Linked DNA regions of Homo sapiens: regions 1 and 2 are each linked to region 3. Evidence: chromatin loops called from intact Hi-C (ENCODE). Cell type or tissue: heart left ventricle. All regions are shown on one strand. Each heading gives the region's core, and the rest is flanking DNA. Links, peaks and the distances in the headings are about the cores only.

Region 1 (8,317 bases), core at 53-8,052, 69 kb after region 3:
TAGTTTTATAAGCAATTGACAAACTGCTTTCCAGAGTGGCCCATTTGGCATTTCCATCAGTACTATATGACAGCTCTAGATGATATGCATCCTCATCAACACTAAGGTATTAGCAGTAATTTTTATTTTAGCAATTCTAATTGTTATGTAGCAGTATCTCATCACAGTTTTATTTGCATCTTCTAATGGTTAATGATGTTGAACACATTTTCGTGTTCTTATTTGACATCCATATATCCTCTCTGGTGAAGTATCTGTTAAAACATTTTATATAATTTTAATTGGGTTAACTGTTTTAACTCTTTAAATATGTTGAAAAGATTATACCTTCTCATATGAATTGCTTTAGCACCATTGTCAAAAATCAGTCAGCCACATTTATTTAGGTGTATTTCTGGACTCTCTATTCTGCTTCATTATCTCTGCCTTTGCTAATAACACATTGCTTTCTGTTAATTAGAAAGTGTGATTACTCCCAGCACTTTGGGAGGCCAGGGTGGACAGATCACCTGAGGTCAGGAGTTCAAGACCAGCCTGGCCAACATGGTGAAACCCCATCTCTATTAAAAATACAAAAATTAGCTGGGCATGGTGGTGGCTCCTGCTGAGGCAGGAGGATCACTTGAACCTGGGAGGTGGAGGTTGCAGTGATCCAACACGGTGCCATTGCACTCCAGCCCCAGCAACAAGAGCAAAACTCTGTCTCAAAAAAAAAGAAAAAAATAAAGTGTGATTCCTGTAGCTTTCTTGTTTTTGAAAATTGTTCTGCCTCTTCTAGTTCCTTTGCCTTTCAATATAAATTTAGAACCAGTTTGTTTATATCTATCAATATCCTGTGGAAATTTTTATTGGAATTGTATTAATCTATAAATCAATTTATAAATAAATGACATCTTTACTATGTTGATCATGAACATTGTATGTCTCTCCTTCTAGGTATTCTTAGACTTTTTTTCATTAATGTTTTGTAGTTTTCAGCATATCGATCATGTATGCATTTTAATAAATTTACAGCTAAGTATTTAATTTTTGAGCAATCTAAATAGTATTGCTTTTTTCAATTCAGTTTCCAATTGAACACTGATAGTATATAAAAATAAAATTGACTTCTGAGTATTGATTTTGTATCCTCTGACCTTTGTGTGTGTATTACTTTGGATTTTCTATGTAGACAATTACGTTATTTATGAATAGAATCCATATTTTTTTTCCTTTTCACCCTATATGCCTTTTAATTCCTTTTCTTGCCTTATTGCATTGGCTGGGTCTGCTAGTGCAATATTGAATAACAGTGGTGAAAGTGGATATCCTTGTCTTGTTCCTGATCTTAGGGGAAAGGTGTTCAGTCTTTTACTATTAAATATGATTTTAGCTGTAGGGTTATTGTAGATGCTCTTTATTTGTTTGAAGAAGTTACCTTTTATTCCTAGTTTGAATGGATGTTGAAATTTTGTCAAATGATCTTGTGCCTCAATTGATGTAATCATGTGGTCTTTCTCCTTAAACTGCTAATAAAGTAGATTGTATTGATTGATTTTTAAATATTAAAACAGCCTCACTTTCCCAGTAAATCCCACTGACTTTTCTTTTTATATACTGCTAGATATATTGTGTTAATATTTTGTTAATGATTTTTACATCTATATTTATGGAATATCAGTTTATATTTTTCTTTTTTAAAAATTCTATCTTTGTCTAGTTTTAGTGTCAGGTAATGCTAGCCTCATAAAATGTGTTGGGGATTTTCCATCTTCTTCCTTTTTCTGGAAGATATTATTTAGAATTTTTTTAATGTTTGCAATAATTCACCAATATATTTATTTGCACTAGGATTTTTTGGAAGGTTTTAAACTATGAAGTCAATTTCTTTAATAGTCATGGAAATATTCAAATTACTTCATGTTGGGTGAGTGTTGATAATTTGTATTTTTCAAGGAATTGGCCCATTTCATCTAAGTTGTTGAATTTATTCATGAAGAGTTGTCTGTAGTGTCCTCTTAGTATTATTTTAAAGTCTAAAGGGTCTACAGTAGTATTCTTACTCCTGATGTTTATAATTTGTGTCTTCTCTCTTTTCATCTTTGTTGGTCTTGCTAAAGGTTTATCAATTTTATTTACTTTTCCAAAGAACCAGCTTTTGTTTCTATTGGTGTTTTAAATTGTTTTCCTGTTTTCATTATCATTGATTTCTACTTTTATCTTTATCCATTCCTTCCTTGGGTTTATTTATTCTCTTTTCTCTACATTATTAAAGTAGAAGCATAGTTTATTGATGTGAAACCTTTCTCTTATAAATATAAGCTCTTAATGCTTATATTAAAGAATTTCCCTCCTAAGCAATGTTTTACCTGCATCCTACAAATTTTGATGTATTTTCATTTTAATTTAATTTAAAATATCTTTAATTTAGTTCAAAGAATCATTTGACAAAATTTCAACATCCATTCAAACTAGGAATAAAAGGTAACTTCTTCAGCCAAATAAAGGACATCTACAATAACCCTTGAAACTTTTTCTTTGATGGATTATTTAGAAGCATATTGTTTACCTTCCAAGCATTTAGAGATGTCCTTGCTATCTCTCTGTTATTAAATTTTAGTCTAATTCTATTATGGTCAGGGAACATACTTTGCATGGTTTCCGTTCTTTTACATTTAGTTAGTTTGTTTGTTTTAATGACCCAGGATGTGGTCTACCTGGGTGAATGCTCCATGCACTTGAAAAAAGTGTATATTCTGCTGTTGGTTGGAGGGTTCTATAAATGTAAATTAAATCTAGCTGATAGATGGTGTTCAGTACTTCCTTCTCTTACTGATTTTCCATCAGATCTATCTGTTTCTGTCTGTTCTGTCAGTTTCTCACAGAAGACTGTTGATGTCTTCAACTATAATTATGGATTTGTCTATTTCTCTTTTCCATTCTGTCCATTTTTGCTTATGTACTTTAAAATTATCCTAATAGGAGCATATACATTTAGGACCGTTGGATCTTTTTGGTAAACTGACCCAACATGATTTCAGTTTTCAAAGACTTTGCAGTGCAGTTTAGTTCTCAAGTTTTGTATATACTGTTGAGGGTCAGATCTATTCATGCCCAGATCAGAGGTGAGCCCAGGAGTTTCTACAAAACTTTAAAAGTCATTTTCCCTAACTTCACCCTCTTTCTTGATATCCCTGATAATTTTCAGCTTCCCTGGGACTCTTTTTGGTTCTCTGACCAGAAATAAAGTTGGGGCTTTATTTACTCTGTTCTGCCATACACGTTCCATGTCTAATATTTATATATATATATGTGTGTGTGTATATATATATATATGTGTGCATGTGTATTATATATACACATGTGTATATATGTATATATATGTTCATGTCTAATATTTTATATAAAATATTAGAATGAGCTGGGGTAGACTCTGAGCTGTTGTGGGTAATCTGTAGCTGTTTGATCATCTTCTGAGAAACAGCTGTCATATATATATATGTTATATATATACACTCATATATATGGGCAGACATGGAGAGTATATGGCAGAACAGAGTGAATATATATATATTTTACATATATAATATATATTTATATATTATATTATATATATTTATATATATAAGCAGACTTATAAAGATATATATATATTTATATATTGAAACAGCATCTTGCCCTGTTGCCCAGGCTAGAGTGCAGTGGCATGAACACAGTTCACTGCAGCCTTGTCCCTCCTGTGTTCAAGAAATCCTCCCAACACAGCCTCCCAAGTAGCTGGGATCACAGGTGTTTGCCACCATGCCTGGCTAATTTTTTCAGTTTTCTTGCAGAGACAGGGTCTCACTTTGTTGCCTAGGCTGGCCTTGAACTCCTGGGCTCAAGTAATCCTCCCACATCAGCCTCCCAAAGTGTTGGGACTTCAGGCATGAGCCACCATGCTCAGTCTACCCACGTTTTGAAAGAAATGGGGTTAATGAGTAGGAAAACAGAAGAAAAAAGAGGCAACAGTGTTTCTCCCTAGTCTGTTGGGACCACCACTTCTCCAAGTGGCAATGAAGGCTTTCCTCCCTCCAAGTTTTAGGCTCTTTTTGGCCATCTTGGATTGTTTGGGAGCTATGGCACAGAGAGTAAAGAAGAGAAAGGGAAAAAAACAAAATGAAAAATGAGGAATCTCTCCCTCCTCCCCCAACATACACACAGAGACTCTCTCTGACTGTTAAGTTCCTCGAAACAGAACTAGAGGACTTTCCTGTCTGCATTCATGCCTGCTTCCAGGTTGCAGGCTATGTTGGGTTCAAGTGGAAGAATACTGGACAGACAAAAGAGAAACTCATCATCAGTTCACTGGTGTCTTAAATTCTGGTCTTCTCCAATCTATCTACTATTATTTACTTTTTCAGAGTCCTCAAATAGCTTGTTTCGTACATCTTGTCTAGACTTTATAGCCACATACAATGGGGAAGACCGTGGATGAAGTGTGCTTACTCCATCTTACTCAAAATCAGAACTAAATGGGAAGCTTTTTCAACATTCAGATTCCCTGACTCCACTGTAGACCTAATGAATCTGAAAGGGGAGCTGGGAAGTGGGAGATAAAAGGTAGATTTTTGGAAAGCTCCACAGGAAATGTTGATACACATCTGAGGTTGACAGTCATGTCTCAAAATATGTTCAAACAGCTACAGATTACCTTCAACCGCTCAGATTCTATCTTTTTTTTTTTTTTTTTTTTTTTTTTTGACAGAGTCTCCCTCTGTCGCCCAGGCTGGAGTGCAGTGGTGCGATCTCGGCTCACTGCAACCTCTGCCTCCTGGGTTCAAGCGATTGTCCTGCCTCAGCCTCCCGAGTAGCTGGGACTACAGGTGTGTGCCACCACGCTCAGCTAATTTTTTGTGTTTTTAGTAGAGACAGGGTTTCGCCATGTTGCCCAAGTTGGTTCTGAACTCCCGAGCTCAGGCGATCCACCCACCTCAGCCTCCCACAGTGCTGGGATTACAGGCATGAGCCACCTCGCCTGGCCAGGAACTCTGGGTTCCTAATCAGAGAGTAAATGTCTCCATGAGCCAAGCACGTGATGTGTGGTAAAGCAGCCAGCTGGATATGTGACAACAGAGAATTATGGGGACAATGATGAACTAGACAGCCTGTGTGGCTGTTAGAAACAGCCTCCACTCAGCTTCAGACAAATATTGCTATAGGGAAATGTAGGCCCAGTACTGCCAGAACTGCAATTTTTCAATAATACCACAACAACTTGGATTTTTATATGAAATATCCCCATTTTTAAAGGTTAGCAACATAATTCAAAAATAAAACTGCAGAGAATGTTTACTACTTTTAGTCTAGAGAGATACTGGCAGCATTTCTACAAAGTATTGTGGGTGTGTATATACAGTATATGCATGTGTGGGTAAAATGTGTGAGAGTGTGTGTGTGTGTGTGTGTGTGAGTGTGTGTGTCCCTTTGAAAAATTGATTCCTATCCTTGAGATGCCTAGAGATCCCCTATCTGTAGAAAAACCATTTGTTGTTTAGCAGCTTTGTAATACAGTATCGTGTAAAGCACAACACCAATCTGAAAGAGATATTCACCAACTTGTAGACTGTTGCCTAAGCATTGGGCTCCCTGAGGCTTTACTGTAAATTCCTTCCTCTTTAAGGCACACCATTTCACGAAAGTTGCCAAGCTTCCTTTTCTCCACTAACAATATCCTCTATCAGAGTCTCTTCCTTCAATAAGTACCCAGATGTAATAAAACAAGAGGAGAAAATTAATAAAAGAGAGAAAAATCTCAAAAATGATCATTAATCTATGTTGCCAAGAATTTTTAATTTGCATGTCACTGACAGGTATGTGTCATGATCTCATTTGATTTTAATTTCAAAGTGATGTGAACTGATGGAGATAATGAAGCCAAATGTATGCTACAAACACATTTTCATATACAAACCAGTTCTTAATTATTATCAATAATGGAAACTCAGGAGTTAGCTATGCATAAATACAAAGGCATTTTTAAATTTTAGTGAAGAAATTCATTAATACACTTATTTCCAAGCTGGTTCACTTAGCTGATGGGAGAATATTGCTATCACAATTAAAGTTAAACTCCTGAATGAGTCAGGAAATACATCTGGGTGGATGGTAGAGGGTAAAAAGCTTGGACCTTGGAGTCAGATAAATCTGGTTCTGAATTCCACAACCTTCACTTTACTAAAACATGACCTTGAGCTCTGGTTTCATCTTCTGTAAAATGTAGTTAATATCGAATTTTAAAAATCAGCTTTCCTGGTTGCAAGGAAAAAAGCCTCAACTCAAGTAACCTTGAATAACAGGGCAGGATTTTGTGAGATGAAGTGGTTGGTACAAATACACTTGGCAGTGAGGACACAGAAATTTCAATCATGAGGCCAAGCCTTCAAAGACATACAGGAAATGCTAAACAACCAGGTCTCAGAAAGAGAAAAAGCCTCATGTTGTTCAGAACTAAGGAGTGTATACAGTTTGTCATTGGCTTGTCATCACCTTGACCCAGATACTCCTTCTCTCTGGCTGCTCGTCTTCATTCTATAAGTACATTTTTTATCTTCCGGGTCCTGCTTTCTCATCATTCTGGTTGTGTATAACTTCCACGATCATCTTGACCTACCAGCTTCCCTCCGCCAATGACCTGTAAACTACTCCCACTAAGTCTTACCTACTTCTTATATATTCAAATTACTAGGTTCAGGATTATTAAAAACAAGACATGATAGGCTTGGTAATTCCCTGTTTGGGTAGAGCTTTTTGCTGTACCTCAAAGGACACTGACCAGTTTGTAATAGGCTACATTTGTGCTGGTTGCCCACCTTTGGGCTAATCTGTTATGGCTCAAGGGTGAAGTCTTGCTGTGGGAGCTAAGTTATGTGGTGTGAAATAGGCAGGTGGGTCTCCGGGTTAGTTCCCTTAGTAAGTGTGAGGATGTTGGTGCTGGGGCTGACATTTCTGGCACAGTAACTCCTTCAGGCCATATCTAATATAGGCATCCAGCACCATGCCAGATGTCTGGTAGGTGCAATGCATGTTAGTTTACCGAAAAGTTCACCAAGTTACTAACAAATCACCTACTTTGTAAGGTAGAATGCCAGGTACTGTGGCAGTAAGAGTGACAAGGCAGATGTGGTCCCTGTTCTTATGGAGTTTCTACTGTAGTAAATGAGACATCCAAAAATATATATAAGCAACTCAGCAAGCCCACTTTTAGATACAGGATACAGAGAAAAGAAAACACATGTTCACATAAAAACTTGTACACAAATTCTTAAAGCAGCATTATTCATAATAGACAAAAAATATAAACAACCCAAATGTCCATCAATGGACAAATGGATAAACAAAACACACTATAACCATATGGTGAAATATTATTAAGCCATAAAAAGGGATAAAGTTCTGATACATGCTACAACACTGATGAACATTAAAAACATGAGGCTAAGTTAAAGAAACCAGATACAAAAGACCTCATAGTATATGATTTTATTCATATGAAAGTCTGGAAAAGGGAAATCTACAGAGACAGGAAGTAGATTTGTGGTTGCTTAGGGATGGAGAGGTGATGGATGTATGATGGGGTGATAGCTAAAGGGTACAGGATTTCTTTTTTACCCGATGAAAATTGCCAACCATTATGATGATGGTTGCATGTATCTGTGAATAAACTAAAAACTATTAAATTGTATATTTTAAATGTGCAAACTGTATGGTGTGTGAATTATATCTCAATAAAGCTGTTAAAATTCTAAAAACTAAACACATGCAGAAAATTAATAAAATTAAATGTGCATGGGCTATAAAGGAAACAAGAGACTGAGATAAAGAATAAAAGGGAGGGGCTCTCCTTAGGTAGTGTGCTCAAGGGAGGCCTCTCTAAGTGGGTGGCACAGAACCCAAGAACTGGAGGAAGAATAGGAACCAGCTGTGAGAACAGCACTCCTAGTAGAGGAAACAGCTTGAGCAAAGGCCTGGAGGCAGGCAGGACTTATCAGGAGAATGGCCATCACTTTCTCTCCCACTTAGGATGCAAGTGTTTCCGAGTGACTTTAAGATAATTTTTAATTAATTCCAATTTATTTAAAAATCAAATTAACACCAGTCTTTGGCACCTTAACTATAAGTAGGAATAATTTATATGTGGTGTGCAGTAGTCACTCTAGTCAGGACCCTACATCACAGAGAGATCACCATTTTTTTTTTTTTGAGATGGAGTCTTGCTGTCTCTCAGTCTGGAGCGCAGTGGTGCGATCTCCGACTCCCAGGTTCAAGCGATTCTTCTGCCTCAGCCTCCTGAGTAGCT
Region 2 (8,317 bases), core at 53-8,052, 150 kb after region 3:
TTCTCCATCACTCCATGGGAAATCCCAAAATAAATTTTTAAAAAAGTTGTTTAAATTTATAATGTTTTTGATTCTATAATAATTTTATAATAAAATAATTTTATGTTTTTGATATTATATTTTTAATTTATAAAATTTTTTATACATGTTTATGTTTGAAATGTCTATTTCAAACTTTATGAGATATTAAAATATAAGTAATATAGTTCATCATTTTAGAAATGCCATGTTTTTCTTCTCCAGCAATTACATAATCAAAGAGTAACTGTAGTTTTTCCTAGAACATTGCTTTGTAGGCTGGGCATGGTGGTTCATGACACTTTAGGAGGCCAAGGCAGGCAGATCTCTTGAGATCAGGAGTTTGAGACTAGACTGGGCAACACAGAGAAACCCTATGAGTAGTAAAAACACAAAAATCAGCTGTGCATAGTGGCATGCACCTATAGCCCCAGCTACTCAGGAGGCTGAGGTGGGAAGATCACCTGAATCTGGGGAGGTCAAGGCTACAGTGAGCCAAGACTGTGCCATTGCACTCCAGCCTGGGCAACAAAGTGAGACCCAGTCTCAAAAAAAATGAAATTTAATTTAAAAAAAGAAAATTGCTTTGTAAAATTAACTTTTTCAATCAAAACCAAGATTTTTCAGATATAGAGAATGCAGCCCACTGGTTAGATTTGTCAGTTCAAAGAGAATAAATTCTAGTTTTCTATTTTTCTAGCCTGCTTATGAGTATCCAATAGGATATCAAAAAAGACCAAAGCCTTTGGGATCCAAGTTCAGTATTCCTGAGTCTAATTCAGGATGCCAAATCAGGAGACAAGCACATTCTCATCAATTTTCAATCATTCAAGACCAATTTTGCTTATAATTATCCAGTTCTTTTAGACCACCTTTCTCCTGAAGCCAGCCTTATGGCTATTCACTTCACTTTAGCATAAGCCCCCAAGAAGGTGAACAAAATGAGGAAAAGATTGGTTAAAGTTGGCTGTTTGAAATTCTGAAACATGTCCACCATTCCCTTCACCCATGCCCACCCCTCTTAGAAGTAGTACTTTCAGATTATTTAAGAGTCGATGCTTCTATGTGGATTTTAATTTGTCATCTGTCCTTTATAACAGCTAGTAGGTTTAATTTGACCCTATTTTAAGCATATATTGACCTATGCTAATTATCTGTTAAAATAAATTCCACTCTTAGAGTTAATAAAGTGTGTTTGTCATAGAAGACCCATTGAAGTAAGAAGCTGAGGAGTCCTTATGGTAAAGTGGGACAAGAAATAATAAGACATAATAATTTTCCCATGCAAATCAACAACCGTAGCTTCAAAAATATCCTGACCCACAACAAGTATTGGACAGGCCATGTTTCTCTCACTCCCTAAAAAATTGGCTCGGGAAGAAGTATGAGAGCTCCCATAGCTCTCCCAAGGCTCGTTATTCTCCATCACTCCACAGGAACAGCCTGTCAGAGAAGAGTGAAAGACCATTTGTCAACCTCTCTTCAACTCCCTGATTCTAGCCAAACTTCATCAATCCCAAGTGAGGAGCCAGAGATAAATCAAACCCCATATATCCAGCATCATTGTCTACTGGAGTCAAAAATCACAATTCCACTACCCACCCCAACACCACTGGCCCTGTTTCTCCCAATTGCGTTTTATTATGTTTTTAAAAAAATCCTCTTTCCCCATCCCTGCAACACCGAGAAGGAGGAATTATAGTAGATAAATATGAAGCATGGAGATCCTTTAAAAATGTTTTTAATAATAAATGAGAAAATGAAAAGGAGAGGGTTGGGAAGGAAGGAGGGAATTCAAATGCCAGGGAATTGTTCAGTTTCGCTTTTAAAGATGTTAACACTCATTTATACATCTGCAAGACACTTTCCTTAAAGAAAAGTTCTATGAGTGTGGGTCTGGTTGCATGAATAAGGATAAAATTACTTTTTTAGACGATGTTTCCCACATATAATTCAGAGACCCCTGAAATTAGGTATCCCTCTTGTAGATGTCCTTGAGATGCTGCTGGACCTGGGAAAGAGGAAACTGGGATATGGGTCTATGCCAAAAGGTGCTTCTAGTTATAGGACAGAGAGGAAAGGGGCAGAGGGAGAAAAACCTGAAGTCTGAGAATCTGGATTGCAGAAGACTACCGAGGTCGTGGGAGAAGGGAGAGAAAACAAGGATGAAAACCGAAAGGGGAAGAGGCATGAAATGTTGTCAAATGCCAAAAGGCATTTGGAGAGAAGTTGGGAATTGCATTAAGAAAACCACTGCAAATCTCATTTCAGACCATTTAGAGATATGCCCCCTGGGAACTGCGAGCTCAGGCTGTTTAGCATCAAACAAATGGATCCACTCCATCCCTACCCTAATTAAATAAATCATTCAGTAATTCCACTGGGTTAAAGAACCAAAATAATAAAAACCTTCAGGGCCTACTCTTGCCAAATATGTCAGGGATCGTGTGTGTGTGTGTGTGTGTGTGTGTGTGTGTGTGTGTGTGTGTGTGTGTGTTCTGAGACACCACTACTGTTAAATAGGCAGAGCTAAGACTTAGGGGACTGGCAGATTATTGCAAAAAGGGCACGGGGCAGAGGGACTATGTTGTGAGCCTGCGAAAGAAGTTTGTGTGGGGACTGTGGGCAGTGAATGCGTTGGGAACAATATGGAAAACTGGGAGCTGCCTTGGAATCTACAGGGCCGGGTAAGAGAATGTCCGAAAGAAAAATGAGCAGGTGCGGGATGTGCGCAGAGTCGGAGAAGAGTCCAGGGCGCCCGGAGTGGCTCCAGGAACGACGGAAACCCCTCAAGGCTTTTGGGGGCGGTGGGTACTAATAGAACCCAGTGTCCGGGGTGCACCGGGGAGGCTGCGAGCGCGGCGGGAGTGGGGCGCTGGAGGGTGAGGACGCGGGAGTGAGGTAGCAAAGCCGGGGCCGGGCAGGGGCCTCCCAACTGGGCCCGGAGGCAGCAGGGGGACAAGGGCTAGGAGAGGGCATGGCGGCGGCGCGGCGGGAAGCGAGGGGCATCCGGACACTCACCCCGTTGGCCGCGGCCATCTGCACCACGATCTCGATGGCCGTCCTGCTAAAGTACCTGCCGTCGCTGCCCACCACCATGGTGCAGCCCTGACGGTCGCGCAGGTCGATGGACGACAGCACGCTCTGGATAAAGTTGGGCAGGTAGTTGCGCTGGCCCTCGAAGAGGCCGGTGGGTCGCCGCAGACCCCCGCCGCCGGCCGGCCGCTGGTCCTCGTAGGGCGCGGTGGGCACTGTCAGCACCGGGATGGGGCTCCCCTCCATGGCGCCTCCTGGCCGGTCCTGCTGCGGCTCCCGGAGCCGGAGGGAATCTGCAGCCTGCCGGGGGCCTCCACCAGCCTGGCTGCGCGCCGGGACTCCGCCTCGCGCCCGGGCCCCCTCTCCAGCAGGTCGGCGCCCTGCGCCCTGCACCCGCCCGCCTGGGGACCGCCCGCCCCTCCTCTCCGCGCGGCCGCTCGGCTGACTCTCTCGGCAGAGATTGCTTCTGCCTTCCTGTAAAGTTTTCTCCCACCCACCTTCTCCGCTGCCAGACCGCCCGAGCTGCCCTCAGTTTCTCCCCAAGTTGGACTCACTTTCGGGGTGTCCCAAAAGCCTGATTCCAGGGCCTGCTAGCCCGACCCCGGTGACGCCTCCACCCGCGCCTGGCCCCAGCCTTCACCCGCGATCGCCGCCCTCCGGGGCACACCCTCCGCCAGAAAACAGCCGGCGGGCGGCGAGACTTTGGGCAGAGTCCGGGTTCCTCTCCGGCGCCCGGCCCGTCTCCCTGTCTCCCTGGGAGTGCGCAGCCTACACACACCAGTTTCTCTTTAGAACAAGGACGGGGAGGGATTTGGGAGGGGGCTGAAACCTTTTGCCATCAGCGAACAGCCTCAGCCAAAAATAACCCTGGAAAGGCGAGCTAAGAATGGTTATCTCCTGCCAGCGCTGAAATCGGAGGCTGGGCGCTGCGTGTGGGGTGTGTGTGTGTGTGTGTGTGTGTGTGTGTACCCTCCCACCCCGACCATTTGTTGAAGGGAATCACCACTGTCAGACTTCAATCCAACAGGACCCACTCGAGCCATCCACACTTTCCCCAGCCTCCTCCAAAACAGCACACTTTCCGGTATGGACAATTCTTTTTTTTTTTTTTTTTTTTTTTCACTTGTTTGTTTGTTGTGGTGGTTGCAACAGCAGCAACACAGACGACACATATTTCCCTATTCTTCTCGCCCTTCTCACCCTCCCTACCCAGCTCCTGCCTTAGAAATAGGCTTTCCTACACTGTATCTGTCCACACTGTCTGAACTCTTCCTTGAATTAATCGTTTTCAATAGGAGGGGGCTAAATCCCTTATTAATGCCCTACCAGGAGTGAATGAATAAAGCCAAGTTAAAGGAGACCTGGGTACCAGATACTGTGCTAGGTTCCTTTGCATGTATCCTTTCATTCTGCTGGAGCTAAAGATTTTCTGCCTCCTCTCCATAAAACGCACCCAAACTCCAAAACCAGGAAATTCTCCATAGAAAATAGGAGTGAAGAGAGAAAAGACTAACAGGATAAAACCCAAAGCAGGAAGAAAGTTCTATCTCCCATTTCTCTCAAGGAATTTTTGGACCCACCAAGGCTACTGTCCTGAAATATCCTGCTGCTTCTCCTTCCCCAAATATTGTCCACTTACTGAGAGTAAGGCTGACTTGCCGCAGGCTTATAAAGTGTTTGGTCACAGTAAGACAACTGTGAGTAATAACACACATTGTATACTGTTTTGCAATTGATTAAAGGCTTTGCATCTGTTTTTTCTTTGGAGGCTGAAGAAAAGAAGAATGGTATTCATGCAGTTCCCATTTTACAGATGAAAACAAGAGGACTTTTTCTGTGAAGTCAAGAAAGTGGTTACAATGGTACTTTCAGCCTGTCCGAATTATGTATTGCCCCTCCCCTTTTTATTAATAACATTGAAGTGTGATGGGACAACCACTGAAGCCGTCTGTTGAAACCTGCTGGGACTTTTTAGCCATTCTCTTCAACATAAAGAATGGGTGTTTTTGGAGGGGGTGAGAGGAATGGGGAAATGTTGTCAAAGAGTACAATGTTTTAGTTGAGACAGGAGGAATATATTTTGTTGAGATCTACAGCACAGCATGGTGACTGTAGTTAACAATGAAGTATTGTGTATTTCAAAATTGCTAAGACAATAAATTTCAAATGTTCTCACCACAAAAAAGATAGGTTTTGAGGTGATGAATCTATTAATTCTCTGGATTTAATTATTCCACAATGTATACATATATCATAACATCACATCATACCTCCGTAAATACATACAATTTTAATTTGTCAATTAACATTTTTTTAAAAGAATAGTGTGGCCAGTCGGGGAGGTAGTTTTTTTTTTTCCTCTAGTCTCTACTCAGTCTCCAAGATCCCATTTCCCATAAAGTTCCTGTCACCCAGGTGGAGTGCAGTGGCACAATCATGGCTCACTGCACCCTCTCCCTCTTGGGCTCAAGCGATCCTCCTGCCTACAGGTACATGCCACCACGCCCAGCTAATTTTTGTAGTTTTTGTAGACATGGGGTTTCACCATGTTGCCTAGGCTGGTCTCGAACTCCTCAGCTCAATCAATCTGCCCACTTTAGCCTCCCACAGTGCTGGGATTACAGGTGTGAGCCACCAAGCCCAACCCATAAAGTTCCTAACTTTTTATCTCCCTGGGAGTGCACAGCCTACACACACCAGTTTCTCTTTAGAACATACTTAAGAGTCTTGGCTTAGCATCCAACAGACAGAACTTTAACACTTCTAGGGATCTGTGCACCTGTCTATGGTGTGGGGTTTTTAAGATCTCTTTCTAATGACACTTTTTTTTGCAAAGCAGGACAGTTTCATTCCCAGAAGAGCAGGTATGGTAAATCCTTTGTTCCAGTAACGAAGACAATGATCCAAACCCTAAGCCTCAGAGAAGCCCAGAAACCCTCCAGGCCTCCATCTCTCTGCTCCTAGCACCTGCCTCTCTCTTGACATCAACATCATTCTCCCCTCTCACAGCCCAGCTCCTTCCACAGACCCAGGGATTAGGCACCAGCACCTCAGACTAGATTTTAGAGAATTACCATTCAAGAGGCAATCCTCTTCCCTTGGTTCCAATTTCAAGGTTCTCAAAGACTGGAACAGGGCTAGTTTGAGGCAATGTGCCCTACCACATAGCCAGAAAGAACCTTACAGTGACAAGGAAAACAAGTCTTCCAAAGTAAGGGGGTGCTGATCCCCAGAGGGAGGACAGATGGGCAACCAAACAGTAACCGGGCCACCACGTGCTTCACACTCACTGATCAAGGATTTCTAAAACCATTTGTCTTTTCTCTGAATTTATATAGGACTTTGTATCACTCATAAAGGAATGTCTTATAGGCTGATAACACCTTTCTATTCATGCTTATACCTAACATTTAGGCTAGGATAATTTCCTAACCTCAGTGTCCTCACTATAAAATGGGAATTATTATAATCCCTACCTCATAAATTGTTGGGAGGATTAAAATACTTAGTAAAGTGCCTGACTAATAGAAAGGCATTCAATAAATGTTAGCTATTCATGGTGTCATCATCATTATATTTACCATTATTACTAATCTCCTGTATTGCAAGAATTACAGTTTATATTTTTGTAGACCATCACTGTAGCTAAAGGGTCTTTGGGCCATAGGTGATATTCCATAAAGGTTGGTTAAATTGTTCTGTGGTTTTTGACTATGGAAACTCAGAACTCCCTCAAAATGTACAAAACAGATTTACCTGCTAAATAAATCTCTTCAAAGCTGACCCCAGGTTTAATTGAATTAATTCCAATGAATTTGTCACAATGATGGAGAAAGGAAACTTAGAGGGCCCCACAGTTGTTTGCTGGTAAAATGAGAAGTTTGGATTAGATCAATGTTTCCCAAAATATTTTCCTCAGAATGTTAGTGCCCCTCGAATCCTGCACAAAGCAAGAGTTTCATGACCAAGTAGCTTTTAAAACTCCTGTACACTCTACTCCCATTCTTCACAATGCACACTTTCATATTAAAAGTTCTGAGAGGTCCTCAACAGAAGACATCAATTAACTTTTTTTTTTTTTAAGACAGATTCTCACTCTGTCACCCACGCTGGAGTACAGTGGCCACCACTCCTGGCCTAAAAATTTTTTTTAACCTGGTGCTTCCCAATCTAAACTCACAGGGACCAGTTTTCTTAATGAAAGAGAATCAGACTAGCTTGTAACCATAGCTGGTGACATTCCCCTGCCCCATTCCTTGTATGTCCTCAGTGGACTAGGTCAGAAATAAATAAATTTTCCTGATTCTCAAGGGCTGGTCACTCCTTTGCACTGAGCTCAAAGCTTCTCTGTAGCATGGGTCACAATGAATGGTAGCCCTGATAGCCTAGAGTAGCCTTTCAGCCTTCTCTGAGCCTCTAAAGACTGAGGATTCTTGGCATGAAATAGGAGCAACTGATATATCCTTGCTTCCCCTGGGGACTCTCTTGCTCTCAAAAAGGCATCAGCCATCATCTCCATCTAGAGAATATACTAGCTGACTCAGTTTGACCAGCCTGTCCCAAAATGAGAATCTGGGTAAAATAAGTATTGAAACACTTCATTCCTTGTAGATTCACAAAACACATTAGCATATTAAAGACTATGAAGTTCTGCAGGAAAAAAAACCTATTTAACTTTAATCCAACATTGCCAAGTTTTATTTGACCATGGAAGATTTTTCCAAAACACTTACAAACAGATCAAGGACATTAATCTTTCATGAAACACTTTAGATCCCCAGGGTCCTCTCCAGCTACATCATTCTGTGATTTTCTTTTTTATTTATGATGCATTAAAAGATTAATCTCTATCAGACTTCCATTTAGAAATTCACCAGAATGTGCAAAGGCAGCAGGTAAAATTGCCGAAGGGTATTATAAAAATACCCTCCAGTGATTTTTGAAACTTAAACTGAAATATTTATATAACTATATATTTCAGTTTGTATATTACATATATATGTATATACACACATATATATGTGTGTATATATATTTGTGTATGTATATCTATATCTATGTATATATGGCATTATATCCATTTTACAGATGCAGAAACTGAGCTTTAGAGGGGGTGAGCAATTGGTCCAAAGCCACACAGCACACAGGTAGTCATTGATAAAGGTAAAAACAAGAGTTGAAGCCTGAGGTGTAAGGACACAGAGACAAGTACACAAATGTTTACAAGTTACACATATGACACGTGCCTTTAACATGAATTTCT
Region 3 (8,317 bases), core at 245-8,244:
TCCAGTTTGGTCTCTGAGATGTTAATGGGAGGGAAAAGGACAAGTCAATTGCATTATAAAACAAATTGCTAAGTAATCTGGGAATCTTTTATCCTCATGTGATAAGAAAATGAGTCAATACCATTATTAATAAAAATAATGGTGGTGAAACCCCTTCTCTACTAAAAATACAAAAATTAGCCAGGCATGGTGACGCATGCCTGTAGTCCCAGCTGCTCAGGAAGCTGAGGCAGGAGAATTGCTTGAACCTGGGAGGTGGAGGTTGCAGTGAGCTGAGATTGCACCACTGCACTCCAGCCTGGTGACAGAGTGAGACTCCATCTAAAAAAAAAAAAAAAAAAAAAAAAAGGCAAAAACAATAACATTAGTGACAATCAACATTTATTGAACATTTATTCACATGTCAGGTATAAACCAAAAATATAATTCTAAGCCCCAAACTGACTGAATGGACATCTCCTCCCTGCCCCTAATCATTGGCCAAAAGGATCCCGAAAACTAGTTCAGGCCATAACAGGAAAAGGGCGTAGCATATGCCTCAATATATCCTCCTCTCTGGAGCTTAGCTGTTGACATTTAGAGATTCTAGGACTGACAGAACAGACTCTTTGTAGCAGTAAGATACCAAATTCCAACCTGACCCTGATATAGCATCAGATGACAGATAACAGGCACTGAAGGAAATCAAAGCATCTTACCCCAAAATATATTTCTTTGACGTAATTTGGAATGGCTCTACAAAGCCATCTTTTGTGGGGGAAATCGGCCTTCTGTAGAGAATCCCCTTCCCTTGCTAGATCTTCTCTGGAGAGTCTGACACCTTTTGAGGTCTAATAAGAGACATTTACCTTCTATTCTCTCTGAAGCCTGCTACTTAGAGGCTTCATCCACATAACAAGAACCTCAGCTTCCACAACTTTCTTTATCTTAACTCAAGCATTTGTTTATACTGACTTTACCTCTTCAGACAAAGCTTAGATTTTTCAACCAATTGCCAATCAGAAAATCTTTGAATCCACCTATGACCTGGAAGCCTCCCCTTCTTTGACATGTCCTGTTTTTCTGGGCCAGGCCAATATATACTTTACATGTGTTGCTTGTGTCTTTGCCTGTAACTTTTATCTTCCTAAAATGTATAAAACCAAGTGTAACCCAACCACCTTGGGCACATGTTCTCAGGACCTCCTGAGGCTGTGTCACAGGCCATGACCTTTAACCTGGCAAAGTAAACCTCTAAAACGATTGAGACTCATCTTGGTCATTTTCTTTGATTTACACAGGCATTGTACAAAACTCTTTACATATATGAATTATCTGATTTAATCATTACAACAATATAAAATAAGAAGTATATCTATCTCAATTTGACTGATATTAAGTTGCCCAAGATCACAAAACTGGAAAATGGCAGAACTAGGACTCAAAACAAAAATAACTGATTTCGGCCAGGCACGGTGGCTCAAGCCTGTAATCCCAGCACTTTGGGAGGCTGAGGTGGGCGGATCACGAGGTCAGGAGATCGAGACCATCCTGACTAACATGGTGAAAGCCCATCTCTACTAAAAATACAAAAATTTAGCCGGGCGTGGTGGCGGGTGCGTGTAGTCCCAGCTACTTGGGAGGCTGAGGCAGGAGAAGGGCGTGAACCCAGGAGGCGGAGCTTGCAGTGAGCTGAGATTGCGCCACTGCACTCCAGCCTGAGTGACAGAGCGAGGCTCTGTCTCAAAAAAAAAAAAAAAAAAAAAAATGCTGATTTCAAAGCCCAACCTTTGTATCAGAGGCCATCCAGCTTTGATGGTATGTGAAAAAAACAAAATCTTGTTGGGGTGCTCCCTAACAATTTTACCCACCTGAGAAAGTGACAGTGGTTTTATCTTTTCCTCTGGCTGTTAAGCTGGTGTTTTTATTCTAATGCTTTGACATCTTGGGGCCTGGCTGACTCTGGAAGGTTTTGTTCTTCCCAGGGTTAGCTAATTCTTAGAGACAGCAAACAACACACCCTGGAGCTTGCCTTTCAGATGCAAACCAAACACTTCCTTTCTCAGACCCTCACAGGGCTCTCACACTTGGGCCACTATTTCTCTGCCCTAACCACCCCAAGGCTAGGTACCAGCAAATTAGGGACAGTCCCTGTGCCCCAGAGCCTGCTGAAATTATTCAAACAAGCTAATCCTAAACCTTCTCATCATGCTTTACCTTACCTTTCCCAGAGAATCTCCAAAAAGGCTTCACCCACATTTTCCCTTTGCTCATGCTGCCTCCTGTCCGACGCTGGCGCTTCCCTGCGTGGCCCTGTGTGGCGTGTTGGGTCCCCTCCTCTTGGGAACTGTGAGTAACAAACTATCTCTTCAATGGCCGTCATCTCATCATCTGTTGGCCTCCCCATACCTGAATAATAATGAAGTCTACATTTCAAGCCACTCTGTCAGCCTCATCTACCTTCCATCTCATATCATGATGGTATAGTACACAGGCCCAACCTGCCAAAGTATGTCCCAAGTGATGATTTGTACCAACAAAAATGCTCAAAAGTAAAACCAAAAACACAAACACGATACCAGAATTGTATAAACCTTTAACAGCTTTCCCTCCTGCCCAAGGCCTAAGCATTCTGGCTTTGAGATGCTCCTCCCTGGAGTTTGTCAGGCCTGCCAGCGTTCCTGGGAGTCAAAAACAAGGGATGGGAAACTCCCTCACCTGCATCTTGAACAGGAGTTCTCGTTCTGGGATTAGGGCATCAAACTTAAATTCAGCCAAGAGTAGACGGGAGAGCAAAAACAGCCACATTCTCCCCTTAACAGCTCAGATCCTGTATTCCCCATGTGAATGAAGCATGACCGTGTTGGGAAGCCCAGGAAAAGCTGCTTCCAGATGCTGGCTAATTGCACACACTAGTCCAGAGCTTCCTTCTGAAGGCCACAGGCAACCTCCAGGTTCACTGTCAGTCCCCATTTGTTAAGATACACTCTTGTTTATTATATAAGCAAAGCAAATTATTTACTGTACACCAAGGAAGGACACCACTTCAAAGAAAACCTGAATCACCACCAGTTCATGAGACCTGGGTAGCTTTCTCCTGAAAGGCACGGAAATGTGGTTGTGCTGTGCATCTGGGCTAGAACAAAAAGGCTGCTGGGAAAGGCAGATTGTGCTGGACACAGCTTGTCAAACCCATCCATCTGGCAAGAGAAGTGATGACCAGTGACCTCTGGACTTGTGTGACCGCTGCAAATTCATTCATGCTCCTTTTTCAGGCTGAGTAAACAAGATCCAGCAAGACTTGGTGATTTGTGGATATAAACATCACTGGGTTAACCAATAGCTGGTTAAGCATGTGCTTTAGACATGGTAAAACTGGCACCAAAACAAAAGATATTTTGGTAAGAAGTTGATATTTAATATTTTAGAAATTAGAATAGCATTATAAGGAAAAAAATCAAAACATTTTTAGGTTTCCTTATATTTATTTTTAAAGCTAATTTTGTTTTTTATTTTAAACAACATATAGGAAAGTAGAAAGGAGAAATATAATTTTTTTTAGGGTCCAGGCTTTCTAAACTGTAATCCAAGCTTGACCTAAAGCCAGGATCAAGGCATGCCTTTTGGCTCTTCAGTGGTCTGTTCTTAAGACCACTGGTTCTCGGGATAAGCTGGCAATGCCGGTATTCTTGCAAGATTTGGAATTAAGGGCCTCTTTTGTATATATTGCCACAAAGAGAGATTTGAGATGGGCTCTGTCTGTGGGATTAACATGAGTGGTTCACGGTGGCAGTCCATAGTTTCCCACAAGTCCTAGACCATGTGGAGTGTGGATACACAGGGCTTCACATACTCAGTACCTTGAAAGGAGATCTGATCACAATGTTTGGCCAAGAAAAAGGCTTATTGTCATCAAAACTGTAAAAAGCCCTGGTCTATGATAGACACTAGGCCCTGAGGGAATCTCCCAGATTCCCAACCAAGGGAGTTTTTCACATGCCATCAGATGACCAACCCTCCCAAGGAGTGTTCTCAGCTCCAGGGAAAACAATATGTAGTAACGGCAGAGTATGAGTCCAGATTTCAATATCTAAGGAAGAAAAAGAAGGACTGTTTGCCCTGGCGTTTTGTCTGCCTTTCCAGAAAGTACTCATCTAAGCAGAAATAGAAAAAAACCTATACATCTTTGCATCTTTCCAAGTTTAATTCCGCCCCAAGAGCCAGTTATGAAAACACAGCCATACTAAATTCCTTTCAACACCACTAGAGGGAAATCTAACCCACCTGACCAGAACTTGTTTCTTGTTTCTTAAAAAAAAAAAAAAAATTATAATTACAGAACTAAAATTTTAAGGCTGACACATACTTTGAGACATTATCCTGCTCAATACTTTCTACTCTTGCCCCTGTTTTAAAATTATTTGAATATATGTAGGCAAAGAGACTTAGAAAAGCACAAACTAGCCATCCTAATTGGGCAGGAGTCTTGACAGTTGAGAAATTGTTCTAACAGTCAACGTGAATCCCTTCCAGTTCAGCTTGAGTTTATTTCCTCAAATTACATATTCATTAGTTATGGAGAACAGCTGGTCATCTTTCCCGCCTCACATTATTCCTTAAATTCCTGAAGACCTCCAAGTCACGCCTCTCGTCTAAGTGGAATGAGCCAGCTCCTTAACTTGGTCATAGAGTTTAGAGCCCAACTCTTCACCAAGTGTTTCTCTTCTCAACTCTCTCTTCAACACTTTGCCCTCCCCCATAGTTCCAAAGTGCAGCAATACCGACCAAATTCTGAGGAGAAAAATAAAATGAGGTATTTCCTCATGTTTTCCCTCATATATATGGCTATTAATATATCCTTGCTCAGGTTTTCTTTTTAAATAACAACATCTTTTATTTATTTTTAAAATTGAATTTGTTTTCATTTTTAACTACATATGGGAAAGTAAGGAGAGGAAATATAATTTTTTTCAGGGTTTGGGGGGCTATAAACTGTAATCCAAACTTGACCCAAAACCAGGACCGAGGCACAACTTTTAGCTCTTTAAATCATATATACCTAGTATGATCCCCAAATCTTGCTCTCATACACACATGCATGTACACACATATACATATACAAAAATCTTTGTCTTGTCATGAAAGTGAATGGCTAAGTGAATGTGGATTTGCATCACTTCTGAACTCCATTCTGTTTCTCTTTCACATCATATGTATTATATCCATTTCTACTTTATTCTCCAAGTTTTTGACTACTCACTCTAGATCCCTTATGAACTAGAAAAGATATCCAATATGTATTTAGAACATTATTATTTTCATAATGTTTCTGAATCCTATTCATTGCTAATTCAAAATTAGTACAGAAAACTGGTTGTTTTTAAGACGCTATTCACTTTTACAACTGTTGTTAAAGGAAAAACCTTAAACAAATTAAACTTAAGAGTTTAACTGAGCAAAGGACGATTCTTGAATCAGGCAGCCTTCAGAACCAGATAGGTTCAGAGCAACTTGGAGCTGCCACGACGTCAGATAACATTTATGAACAGAAAAAGAAAAGTGAAGTACAGAAAGCAGAAGTGAGGTCCAGAGATAGCTGGATTGGTTACAGCTCAGTTTTTGCCTTATTTGAACATATTTTGAAAAAGTGGCTGCCTGTAATTGGCTGAAACTCAGCCACTGTGATTGGCTGAGACTCAGCTACTTGTCACAAGAGTAGGTTACAGTCTGTTTACACATCCAGTTAGGTCATAGTTCACTATGTATGGAAAAACCTTTAGGCCAAACTTAAATTATGTAAGGAGGCAGCTTTAGGCTAAACTTCTTTTAACAGTGTGGAATAACAAATACATGTGGTGTTTGTCCTCAATTTCTGGCACAGAGCTCCTAAAACCTTTGGAACTTCCTGAATGATAGGAGTCTTTGTTATTATTTCAGCCACAGCAGACTTTATGCTAGTGGGTGACTCTTGGTGGGCCCCAACATAGTTTCAGGTGGAGGGCTGGCTGCCAGAGGAACCAAACAGGTGGTTAGAGGGTTTGAATGTTCAGCCCCACCCCGTGACCTATAGGGAGGGGAGCAGGGCTGGAGACCAAATCCAACCGCCAAGGGCCAATGATTTAATCAACCATAATTACCTAGTGAAAACTCCATAAGAACACTTCAGCAACAGGGTTTGAAGAGCTTCCAGGCTGGTGAACACATCAAGGTGCTGGAGGCTGTCTTACCCAGAGAGGGCATGGAAGCTCCACACTCCTTCTCCACACCTGGCCCTAAGCATTTCTTCCATTTGGCTGGTTCTGGGTTCTAGCCTTTATAATAAACCAGTAATGCTAAGCGAAGCACTTTTCTGAGGTCAGTGAGTCATTCTAGTGAATTATTAAATCTGAAGGGGGATTGTAGAAAACCCTAAATTTGTAGTTGGCAAGGCAAAAATGTGGGTAGCCTGTGCACCCCATTTGCAGCTGGCATTCCTAGTAGGAGCAATCTTGTGAGACTGAGCCCTTAACTTGTGGGGTCTGGGCTAAATCCAGATAATGTCAGAACTGACTTGAATAGAATTGTTGCACCCAGTTGGTGTCAGGGAATCACAGAATTGATTGATCTGAGGAAAAAACCTCTCAATAACACTGTACTGAGGCTCCAGAGGTAGCCTTGGACTCAAGCACAAATAAAAAGAAATTCTCTTCTGGGCCTTCAACGTTAACATGGACAATGTGGATTTTGTTATAAGAAAGACTTAGTTTAAACCTCCAATCCAGAAATTACCTACTCCATGAATCTGAATTGCTTCCTGACTCAGTCTCCTTTCCTGCAAAAGCAAAGCAGGATAATTCTGCCATGAGGCCACTGGAACGATGAATAAGATAAAGGATGTATTTAGAATGGAGCCTGCATGTTGTAGGGACCTTAAAAATGGCATTTATTTTATTCAAGACCTCAGTCATAGGAGGAAACCTGATGATAGCACCAACATTCATCCTGAGTACAGAATATTTCAGCTTCCTGTGTGATATAATTGGGCTGAGAGATTCCAAAGTAATTAATGGTCAATATTGCAATAATTTGGCAAAACTGCGTTGGGCATTTACCATGTACCAGGTGCACTGGGGATACAGGGAAATAATCTGACAAAGTCCCAGCCTCCTGGTGCTTCCATTCTACTGGGTGGAGACAGATAATAAAATAAAATAAATATATATATATATGATGAGGATAAATGCCATGGAGAAAGCAAAGCAGGGTAGGGAAGTAAGAAGTACCTGCATGTGAGGGCTATTTTATATTAGGTGGCCAGGGACACCCTTACTGAGAAGTAAGGAGACAAGCTATGCAGATGTCAGAAGGAAAAGCATTTCAGGCAGAGGGAACAGCCATCGTAACTAACACGAGGCAGAGCATTCTCGTCATGTTCACCAAACAGCGGTTGGAGTGGAGAAAGAAGCAGGAAAAGAGATAGGAAATGAGGTCAGAGGGAGAAGGGGGCCATTTCCAGTATGTCATTCAAGATCATGGTAAGGGTTTGGGCTCTTCTCTAAATGAGGTGGAGGGGAGGATTCTATCAGAGCTATGAGGTGGTCTAACATGTTTTAGGAACTGCCATTTACTGAGATGGAGAAGAATGAAAGAAACAGCATGCTGGAGTTTGTTTTGGAGGAGTGCACAGGAGGCTGGCGGGAAATCAGTGTTGCACATGTCAAGTTGGTGATGTCTATAAGACATTCAGGTGGAATCCAATAAGCAACAGAAATAGAAGTCTAGAAGACAGAGATCGATGTGTGGAATGGTATTAAAAACAGGTGCTGCTCATTCTACAGTTTTAAAGAATTCAAGGTCCTGCTGCTAGCACTTCACAGTTCACCTAGCTCTTTGCTATTCAATGGGTGGCTCCTGGACCAGCAGCACAGTATTGCCTGGGAGCTTGTTAGAAATGCAAAATCTCTGGCCCTCCTCATACCTGAGTCAGAATCCACATTTTAACACATTCCCAAGGTGATTGGCCGGTAATTAGTTTGAGATGCACTTGTCTAATTAATATCATCTGGGAAATTTTTTAAAAACTACAGGTCCCACCTCAAAACAATTAAAGTAGAATCTCTAGGACTGGGGCCAAAGCATGGGTACTTTCACCAAGCTGCCTGAGTGGTTCTGATGTGCAGCCTGCCTGGGTTGAGAACCTCTGAGCTGACTCTTCTCATTTCTGTATGTTCCCTCTTTCCTTCCAGGTTTCATTGCTAGTTTTCTTAGAAAGCCATCTCCAAAGAGATGCGGTTCTAAGAGAGGATGCAGGCTGGTAGCTAGAGTAATCATGTCTCCTGGTTTATTGGGGACAATCTAA

The links. Hi-C counts contacts between places; a loop is a spot of excess contacts. Peaks named below come from ENCODE experiments on the same cell type or tissue, not always from the same donor. Only the 100,000 strongest peaks of a DNase experiment are listed, where the experiment ranks them.
Region 1: it touches region 3 in a loop (3-fold over the local background); 17 of 110 quality-filtered maps call a loop at or near these places.
Region 2: a loop joins it to region 3, with 5 times the contacts of the local background. A loop is called at or near these places in 23 of 110 quality-filtered maps.

Annotation. Positions count from the first base shown.
Region 1 is chr9:68,434,691-68,443,007 of GRCh38, reverse strand. The region is part of intron 6 of PGM5 (phosphoglucomutase 5); the gene reads right to left. Among named protein-coding and RNA genes, the nearest start is that of PGM5-AS1, 81 kb to the right of the region's middle. In heart left ventricle, for the core only: no CTCF peak of the experiment used is centred there; a DNase peak (open chromatin) is centred at 4,997; H3K27ac peaks cover 1,385 bases.
Region 2 is chr9:68,352,111-68,360,427 of GRCh38, reverse strand. It overlaps PGM5 (phosphoglucomutase 5), which reads right to left and starts at 3,817. Exons shown (of 11, transcript NM_021965.4): 1 at 3,040-3,817. The coding sequence starts at 3,300. It overlaps PGM5-AS1 (PGM5 antisense RNA 1), which reads left to right and starts at 2,562. Exons shown (of 3, transcript NR_121192.1): 1 at 2,562-2,705; 2 at 4,082-4,138; 3 at 4,823-5,264. In heart left ventricle, for the core only: CTCF peaks have their summits at 3,502 and 3,707; DNase peaks (open chromatin) are centred at 2,947, 3,437 and 3,687; H3K4me3 peaks cover 3,238 bases; H3K27ac peaks cover 1,826 bases.
Region 3 is chr9:68,503,577-68,511,893 of GRCh38, reverse strand. The region is part of intron 10 of PGM5 (phosphoglucomutase 5); the gene reads right to left. Among named protein-coding and RNA genes, the nearest start is that of TMEM252, 33 kb to the left of the region's middle. In heart left ventricle, for the core only: a CTCF peak has its summit at 4,245 (motif pointing right); no DNase peak of the experiment used is centred there; H3K27ac peaks cover 1,591 bases.